Regions from separate parts of the Homo sapiens genome. Here region 2 is linked to region 1. The links are chromatin contacts, found by Hi-C or POLR2A ChIA-PET in ENCODE. All regions are on one chromosome and are shown on one strand. The core of a region is the stretch at or near the end of the contact, and the rest is flanking DNA. Distances in the headings are between cores, read along the strand shown.

Evidence for each region. A loop is a pair of places that touch in the nucleus more often than their neighbours do. ChIA-PET counts read pairs that join two places held with the same protein, here RNA polymerase II (POLR2A). Pooled maps may share reads with other maps.
Region 2: a loop to region 1 is called in a pooled map, with 7 times the contacts of the local background. The contact joins the promoter of TMEM260 here to the enhancer-like site in region 1. A Hi-C loop is called at or near these places in 7 of 50 pooled maps. POLR2A ChIA-PET finds 5 or more read pairs at or near these places in 2 of 52 experiments (CD4-positive, alpha-beta memory T cell and HEK293).

The regions. Positions count from the first base shown.
Region 1 is chr14:55,804,934-55,809,822 of GRCh38, reverse strand. No RefSeq gene overlaps it. Among named protein-coding and RNA genes, the nearest start is that of LINC00520, 11 kb to the right of the region's middle. Within about 2 kb of position 2,567, at least 17 of the 41 ENCODE cell types and tissues checked have a DNase peak (open chromatin) inside an H3K27ac peak, as active enhancers do.
Region 2 is chr14:56,576,929-56,581,817 of GRCh38, reverse strand. It overlaps TMEM260 (transmembrane protein 260), which reads right to left and starts at 2,020. Exons shown (of 16, transcript NM_017799.4): 1 at 1,744-2,020. The coding sequence starts at 1,903. RefSeq lists a silencer at 1,733-1,952.

The sequences.
Region 1 (4,889 bases), core at 1,318-3,817:
AATGGGGAAAGGATTCCCTATTTAATAAACGGTGCTGGGAAAACTGTCTAGCCGTATGTAGAAAGCTGAAACTGGATCCCTTCCTTACACCTTATACAAAAATTAATTCAAGATGGATTAAAGACTTAAATGTTAGACCTAAAACCATAAAAACCCTAGAAGAAAACCTAGGCAATACCATTCAGGACATAGGCATGGGCAAAGACTTCATGACTAAAACACCAAAGGCAATGTCAACAAAAGCCAAAATTAACAAATGGGACCTAATTAAACTAAAGAGCTTCTGCACAGCAAAAGAAACTACCATCAGAGTGAACAGGCAACCTACAGAATGGGAGAAAATTTTTACAATCTATCCATCTGACAAAGGGCTAATATCCAGAATCTACAAAGAACTTAAACAAATTTACAAGAAAAAATCAAACAACCCCATCAAAAAGTGGGCGAAGGATATGGACAGATACTTCTCAAAAGAAGACATTTATGCAGCCAACAGACACATGAAAAAATGCTTATCATCACTGGTCATCAGAGAAATGCAAATCAAAACCACAATGAGATACTATCTCACACCAGTTAGAATGGCAATCATTAAAAAGTCAGGAAACAACAGGTGCTGGAGAGGATGTGGAGAAATAGGAACACTTTTACACTGTTGGTGGGACTGTAAACTAATTCAACCATTGTGGAAGACAGTGTGGCAATTCCTCAAGGATCTAGAACTAGAAATACCATTTGACCCAGTCATCCCATTACTGGGTGTATACCCAAAGAATTATAAATCATGCTGCTATAAAGACACATGAACACGTATGTTTATTGCAGCACTATTCACAATAGCAAAGACTTGGAACCAACCCAAATGTCCAACAATGATAGGCTGGATTAAGAAAATGTGGCACATATACACCATGGAATACTATGCAGCCATAAAAAAGGATGAGTTCATGTCCTTTGTAGGGACATAGGTGAAGCTGGAAACCATCATTCTGAGCAAACTATCACAAGGATAGAAAACCAAACACCACATGTTCTCAGTCACAGGTGGGAATTGAACAATGAAAACACTTGGACACAGGGTGGGGAACATCACACACTGGGGCCTGTTGTGGAGTGGGGGGAGGGGGGAGGGATAGCATTAGGAGACATTCCTAATGTAAATGACAAGTTAATGGGTGCAACACACCAACATGGCACATGCATACATATGTAACAAACCTTTACATTGTGCACATGTACCCTAGAACTTAAAGTATAATAATTAAAAAAAAAAACTGGTGGGGAGTGAAGGAAGAGATTCATATCATAGAAAAGTGGTATGGAAAGTATTTTTCTTCATGAAAAGAATTCATAAAATATCATCTTTGTGGGAATTAGAAACAGTATCCTGCTAGAAGAACCAATTTTTAAAATGTGTCCCTTCCTTGGACTGACAGACCCATACCAGAGAAAATAACTTTGCCAAGGATGCTGGCTAGGGGTTTCAGTCCCACTTTCATCCCCTTGGCCAAACATCTTTGTGCAGGGAACAACACACACCATTGTGCACAGAGTCCCTACTTGATCCCATGCACATCTGTGACACATTCATTGTTCTTCCCATCACCAAACACAAGGAAACTAGGAGAGTCCATCCCAGTGAAACCCTCACCTTTGCCCAGATTGCAATGATTTTATCAGAACATCTTAAGACTTAGGCATTAAGGAAATCCAGGTTTACAGTGGAATTGGCATGAACATGAAAATTTCCTGACCTACTTTTAAAGCACCTAACGTAGATGATGTTTGCTTAACAGCTCTTCACAGTCCTCAGCCCTCACATGTATCCCCCTTTTCTCAGGCATTTGTTCTGCAAAGCAACTCACACAACTCTGTCTGTTTGGGAGAGCTGTTCCATTCAAGCACCTTGGGATATTGCTGGCATAGTGTGCCACATACGCCACCTTCCATAGCACAGAGCTATAGCTCAGGACCTAGATGGCGAGCTTTGCCTTGACCATGTGGTCTACACATGCCATCAGGAGTGTCTTTTTTAATGTGTGAAATGTGTTGTTTGTGGGAGGCTGCACATCCCCTTTTGCCAGCTGCTTGCCTCTTTGAGATCGCTTTCTCAGCAGTTCAGACGGGCTGGTCCCATAAATCACAGAGAGGAGAAGGGTTAGAGGATAGAAGGAAACAAGACATGTGGCATATGGAATTTGTCCAGAACCACTCAGGTGCCTGCTAGTTACAGTGTTGGAGCTCGCTCACTCTCTCTCATATCTACGAGACTAATTTACCCTTCTGTTATTGTTATTATTTGTTCTGGGAAGTTTTCGTTTTACTAGAACATCTGGCACTATAGTTTCACACCCTGGGGTTTCCTGGAAACACTCTCAGGGAGGAGTTCGAACCTTTGCTACCGGAACTCGCCCGGGCCTGAAATGTGGTGAGCTATCATCTCAGCCCACGTCACGTTCTCTCTCTTGTTTCCTTTGCAAAACATCATTACAATCAGTGCCACTGTTTTTCAATGAGAGATGCTGGCACCAAGCCCAGAGACGGCTGTGCAGACCTTGTCCTGCCAAGAGTGGAGATAACGTGGGCCTGATACAAAGCCCTCTGACCACACCTCTGGGTAACTCCTACGCTGAAGCACAGCCTGGCCTCCCAGATGAGCTCAGAGTGCCAAGCCCAGGAGCAGGCTGGGTGTGAACCAGGTCCCACCCTGGGAGCCCTGGTCCTCGTCACATTGTTAACCACAAGACCTACCCGCCTGTCCTAATTTCTACAGGAGAGCCTCAGGGCCCCTTTCAGTTTTGAAAGGCACATGAAAAATGTGACATGGGAGTCACTGGAAGGGCCCCGTCTCCCTTCCCTCTTCTCATGGAGTCTCTCCCTCTCCTTTCTGTCCTTGCCTCAGCTATGTTGTCTGCAGCAACTGTTTGCAGAAATTCTCTTCCCCAGCATCTTCAGAGGCTGGCTTCTTGACCTAAGACTGCAGTGTCAATGTCACCTTTCCTAAAAAGCCTTCCTTCTCTGATCCCCTAGGTGAAAAGGGCCACTGAGCAGCTCCAGCACTTCAGTCCTTTAATTATCTGCATGGTACTAATCACAATCTTAGAGTTTGCTCCTAGGTTTGCCTCTTGGATTTTTACCTGACCTTACCTGCTAGAGGGGGAGCCTGTCTTGTTCACCTAGAATAAATGCCTTGCACTGTGAAAGGACAATAAATCTTGGGATTCCAAAACCACTAAGCCAAAGGGAAAAGTCAAGCTGGGAACTGCTTAGGGCAAACCTACCTCACATTCTGTTCCTGAAAAAGCTACTAAATTAAAAAATAATAATAAAATAAAACAAAATAAAATAATTTTTTAAAAAAACCTACATACCTTCCTCACAAGGAATTTCCTTGTGTACAAAGGACAGACAGAACTCAAAGTCATTCCTCTTCTCACCAAGATAAATGCAAATCTGACTGCCTCCTTTCAAGAGGCTAATCAGAACCTCAAAAGAATGCAACCATTTGTCTCTTACCTACCTATGTCCTGGAAGCCCCCTCCCCGCTTTGAGTTGTCTCACCTTTCTGGACAGAACCAATGTACTTCTTACATATATCGATTGATGTCTTACATCTCCCTAAAATGTATAAAACCAAGCTGTGCCCCAACCACCTTGAGCACATGTCATTAGGACCTCCTGAGGCTGTGTCATGGGCATGCGTCCTTTGGCAAAATAAACTTCCTAAATTAACTGAGACCTCTCTCTGATATTTGGGGTTCATACCACATAGAAGGTACCGAATTAACATTTGTTAAAAACATACTGGCCCGACTCCTTACTAGTGTGATCTTGGGAAAGTTAACATTTGTGTCTCAGCTTCTTATCTTAAAAATAGAACTAATTATAGTGCCTAATTCCTGGGATTGTTGAGATAATTAGACAAAGTAATTCTTGTGCCGTCCTTAGCAGAGTGCCTATACAAAGTGAGCGCTCAACAAGTATTAGCTATTATCATTAGCAACATGTTAACCCATTTGCACTTGGTCACCTCCCAGTGCTCACTAGTTTCCAGCTTAGCTGGTCCTGAAGGAGTGGAGAGGAGCCCAGAGCACGGGCAAGGCCAGGCCTTTGAAGGCACCACAGGGAAGTGTGGAAGAAAGAAATGCACCAAAAATGAATGCCTCCTATTTCTCAAATAAGGACTACTCCTTTCAAAAGGGTTATTTCTTTCCCCCTTTTCCTTCTCCCCCTTCCCTGCCAATACCACACAACTGAACCTGGCCCTACACTTGTTACAAGCAGCAGGGGCTGAAGGTCACTGATACTCTATAGACACGTGGCTCAGCCCTCCAGCTGGGCTGGGGACGAGTGACTGTTCTTCCTAGCTGTGTCACCTAAAAGTAGGGCAGACAAAGATGTCCGATAAGTCACATGATTCAACCTCAGCTATGACAGGAAGAGGAGGAAGGTCAGTTGGCTTTGGTTGTAACCATGGTCCAATATGGATTCAAACCCATGACATGGTTAATATGTCCTGCACCAGGCACACAAGGCCATTTTGCCTGAGGATTTGGCATTCACTAGGAGATGGTTTATGTAGCTACTCAAAGGGAATAAAGAGACTGATTTTCACAAGGAAAAGAGACCCTGTGCTCCTCTAGAGCAGAGACTATCTCTTGATCATACCTTCCCTCTGCCCACAGTCCCCAACAGAGTGGGCACTGCCAGCTACTCGTCTTCCCAAACCAGCCAGTTGCTTTTAGCCCCCCATCAGGATCATGTGGATGTTCTTAAACGCTGATCCACACTCACCACCTGGTGTGTCAATGACCAGGTGGGGGTCATCTCACGGCCACTGACACTGAGCTCTCCCTCTTTATTACCACCCAGGCAGGTGCTGGGCTTAG
Region 2 (4,889 bases), core at 771-3,270, 770 kb before region 1:
AAGGGGGCATATTCTGAAGTCAATATACTTTTCTTTTCCTGATTTCTCTACTTTGTGTGACTTTGGGCATAGCTTAGCCTTAGTTTTCCCATTTATAAAAGGAAAATAATAATTGCACCTACTTTTAAGGGTAGCTGGGAGGGTTAAAACAACAACCCATATAAAGCACTTGGAACAGTGCCTGGCACATAGTAAGTGCCCAACAAACGTCAGTTATTATAAATCTCACTCCCATCCTTCACACTCAACCAACCATAAGTAGCTGTCAATCTTTTTATTTTTTTACAAGTAACAGAACTACCTAACCTCTGAATAATGCTCTCCAGCACCAAAACTCACAACTATAAAGTTACTTCCATTATGAAATACCAATCTTGGTAACACTGTACAGAAACTCCCTACTACACGAATGAAACACTATCCCTACTTGTGCAACAGGACCTGAAAGAAGAAAGGTAACAATTTGAAGATGTAACATCAAAGATCTTCAACGTGGTAGGCAGCCCTAAATATGATCCCCACTAATCCCCAAGTCCTGATATTCTCACCTGTGTAATCCTTCCCCCTTGAATATGGGTTGGGTTTACTGACGAAGTTCCAGGAATAAAATGCAGAAGTGGTATATCACTTACAGTATTAGGTTACAAAATGACAGAGCTGTCAGACAGAGAGGTGTCCTTCATCTTTTTCTTGACAGAAGTCAGTTAACTTATGGAGACCCACATAGCAAAGAACTAGATTGCGTTTCTCCCCAAATTGAGCCTTGAGAAGACCGCAGCCCCATCGCACACCATGACAGCAACCTTTTTCTGAGTACGAGCATCTAGCTTAAACGGCACCCAGACTCCTGATTTACAAAAACGGGAGACGATAAACGTTTGCTGTTTAAGCTGCTCAATTTGGGGATCACTAGTCATGCAGCAAAAACTGCTTCTTCAGTCCATAGGTTCACCACCTGAAATTACAGCACTATTCTGACAAAATTACTGGCCATGATATGGCATTATTGAATCCAAAAACAAAACATGGATCTTGTTTCTTGCATCAAATACAAAACAATTAGTGTGATTTAAGGGCCAATGAGTCATGCTTTTCTTTTTCATAGAAACAGCCGCACCTGGCTTCCACCTTTTTAAGAGTTCTCCTGCAAATATTCTGCATGGCTAGTTCCTTCTCAATATTCAGGTTTCAACTAAAACACCACCTCTTCAGAGGTCTTTCCTGAATAGTCATTCGGAAGGACCCACTACTTACCCCCACTCTCAATCATATTTCCCTCCTACTGTCTCCATAACTTATCACCAGTGAATATGCTGTTTATTCATTAACTTGTGTATTGTCTAACCGCACTGGAACACTAGCAATTATCTGTTCGCCACTACTGTTCTTTTGTTTGAAACATAATAAGGACACCGTGAATAATATCTGTGGACTAAAAAAGACTGAAAGTAAATACTCAGGACCAGGATAAAAGATCTGGGGAAGTGGAGAGGTCGATAAGCCCCACCAGGCGAAACCAACAATACGCCCCATCTCGAAAACCTGAGAACTAAAGAAACCACAACGACAGGAATGGAAACAGAAGTGGGCTCTGGAACACACAATAGTGCGCTGTGCACAGGGGGGTGGATGGAGGCCCAGAGCTGACCAGACCGAATGCCAAGAGCAGGGGCCAGACGCAGACCCTGCCCGTTCTGGGACCAGGGGAGAGGGACAGAAGGGGCAACCCTGCGAGTACTTTACCGGAGTCTCCCCCCGGTACCGAAGGGGGCAGGGTGAAGGTGAACACTGCGGCCACGGCGGCGAACACCGCCACGCCGCCGCGGATGCCCCCGGAGCGCCGCAGCCCCACTCGGACTGCCCGCCCCTGGGCCTGGCCCCTGCCGTCGCCATGGGGACTCATGGGCCAGTGGCGACCGAGGGAGAAGGACACGGCCAGCCCAAGAACCCGGTGCGACACGGAGCTCCCCAGCCGAGAGACGAGCGCAGCTTGTGCGGCGGCCACGGCGGCTTCCGGGTCGAGCCTCCGCGGGTTGGACCGCACCTTTCTCCGCCTGAGCGCGGGGAGGAGAAAATGCCAGGCCTCCCTTGAGCCAGGCCCTGCGAGTTTTCCCGCAGTGCACCACGCATTGGCGTTCACCTACTTATAATGTGATTTAAGGTTCCTAATCACCAGGAGAGCATTCCCTTTAAAAAGCAAGCCCGGCCACAGGCCTACCTTCTCCATGGCTATTCCCCCCTTTTATACTGACTTGGTTGGGTCTGACAGAGACCAAAGCAGCGTCGAAAACCGCGAGCGAGGAAGGGCTGCTCCTGCCCCCTACGGTGCGGGGTGGAACTGCACAAAAGGGCCACGATCAGCCAGGAGCCCCTACCTGTGCTAAAAAAAAAAAAAGGGTGGTGTATTTACCGTATGTGCAAAGTAAGCCAATAAATACATTAATCACAATTATGTATTTATTACGATTTACTACGTTACTATGACTAATTACAATAAGTCTGTGTGCTACTTATTAAATCACTGAGTAATTTTTAGAGAGATTAGAATATGCTAGTGCGTCTTTTTTTTTTTTTTTCATTCCATAGCATAATGAAAACTCTGTAGATGAGTCGGGAAATTTGAGTTCCTGTATTCATGCAGATAACTCAAACCATGATAAAGGTGTCTCCTAGTTTAATGAAGAGGAGTGTTTTGCTGGAGCTTTCAACACAGCAAAGTGGAAAATGAAATTGAATCACCATATTTTACAATGAGCTGTAACGCAAAAAAAAAGAATCGGAGCCGTTAATAAGGACAACTACATAACAGCGCAGTTAAGCTTTTTAAGCTTATGTTTTATTATTAAAGCAATTATCCTGGAGTGGGCGGGGAGGAGAGCAACCCGCATAAAATGTATCTCAAAGACACACTGAAAACCAGTGACAATCTCAAACGTGTTACGCGCAATTTGATAGAGACACAGTGACTAAACTATAGAGTAACATATACCTACCTTGACGGTCATGGGGCCAGCACACCTTAGTCTTTTCCAGGTACTTATACAATTTCCAGCCTTTTCCAGGTAATTTCTCAGCTGTACTGTGAGTTCCTGGAGGAGAGGGGCTGTGTGGTAGAGTGCTTCTAAAATGGATTCCCAGATAACCCTGCCTCCTCACTCACTTCCTGTATAAGCTGCTCGCCTTATGTGTGAGCTTAACCTAAGGATTGGCTTCTATCAATACAATAAGGCAAAAGTGATGGATGTCACTTTCAAGATTAGGTTATGAAAGACTAACTTTCATCTTGCTGGCACTCCCTCTTGTCCTCTCACTTGTTCTCTCTGATGAAGCCACCTACCATGGTGTAGGCTGCCCTGTGGAAAGGTCCACATGGGAAGAAACTGAGAGCCGCCTCTAGCCAACAGCTGGCAAGAAACTGAGACCTTCAGTCCAACAACCTTAGAGGAACTGAATCTAGGCAACACCATGTGAGGGAGCTAGGAAGTGGATCCTTCCCCCACATAAGCCTTGAGATAACTATAACTCCTGTCAAGACTTGGATTGCAGCCTGTGGATGACCCTGAAGCAGAGGACCTAACTAAGCCTCATCCAGACTGCTGTCCTATAGAAACCGCGAGATAATAAATGTTGTTTTAAGTTGATAAATGCAGGCTAATTTGTTAGTTATCAGCAATAGATAGTTAAGATAGGCTGTCTTCTATTTCTTTGCTGAAAGAACATGCCAATGAGTAACCTTGACTGGGTCAAGCATATACTTCTTTCCCTTTTTATGCATTTCACTTTTGCTCATGAGTTTTATTTAAAATTTTTTTATTTTGGAGGGGAATAATTCTTTGTCCATGTTTGGGAGGTAGAGATCAGTGCTGGAAGTACAAATTTAGGAGTTGCTCGTGTAAGGATGATATAAATGACTAACTTGATAAGGGGATAGTGTAGAGAGAACAAGGTTGAGGTCTAATGTCAGCCCATATTCTCATTTAGGGAATGGCTGGAGAAGGGGAGAGAACAGTGTAAGAGAATGAGGCATCACCAGAAGCTAAAGAAGAAAAGTCGATGAAGTACATGTGGTCAGGATGTTACAGAGAGGTAAAGGACAATGAAGAGAGGCACGTCTAGATTTTGTGAAGCTCAAGTGTATAAAACTTGGAGAATTATATGTAAGTAAACTGATATAAAACTGCAGATACAGAATTAGGCACAAGATATTGGAAGACACCTGGGCTAGAGAGGAACTGTGAGGCCTAAGCTTCATTAGCTTCATGGTTGTTTTCCTTTGAAGATTAAGAACTTCCAGTTCTCTGTTTATGTCTGACTCTACCTCTCAGTAAGCATCTGACTATTCCTTCCTCCCCGGAAGTATTTTCTTTTCTGGCCTTCATTGATAGCACACTCTTTGGTTTTCCTTTTATCAATGGCCTCCCTGCCCTGGCTCTGCTTCTGTCGGTCCCCCAAATGCTGAAGTATTCCTGGGCTGTTCTAGACTTTTCTCTCTTTCTGTCTTCTTTCCCGAGATGATCATATTGAAGCTTTAAAGGGCAACTATGGGGCAATATTTCTCAAAATTAGACCTCCTCTGCTTCTCTTTTTTAGCGACCGATTATTTTAAAAAACCCAACTGCCCCCGACCTCTCCATTTCTATGTCTAAATAGCCTGTCAAACCTGATGGACTTTGTCTAATTTCCACCATATTTAAAATGATGCCTGGCACAAAATTGGTGCTAAACAAATATTTATGTAATAAATGAATACATGAACAATCAGAGATCACTGGCATATCCGTTAGGGATTGCATTTAGCTACTAGTGACAGATCCTGCTACAGTGTCTTAAACATTAAAACAATCATTCTCTTATATAAAAGAAGTCAGAAGTCTATAGGAAGTCAGTCT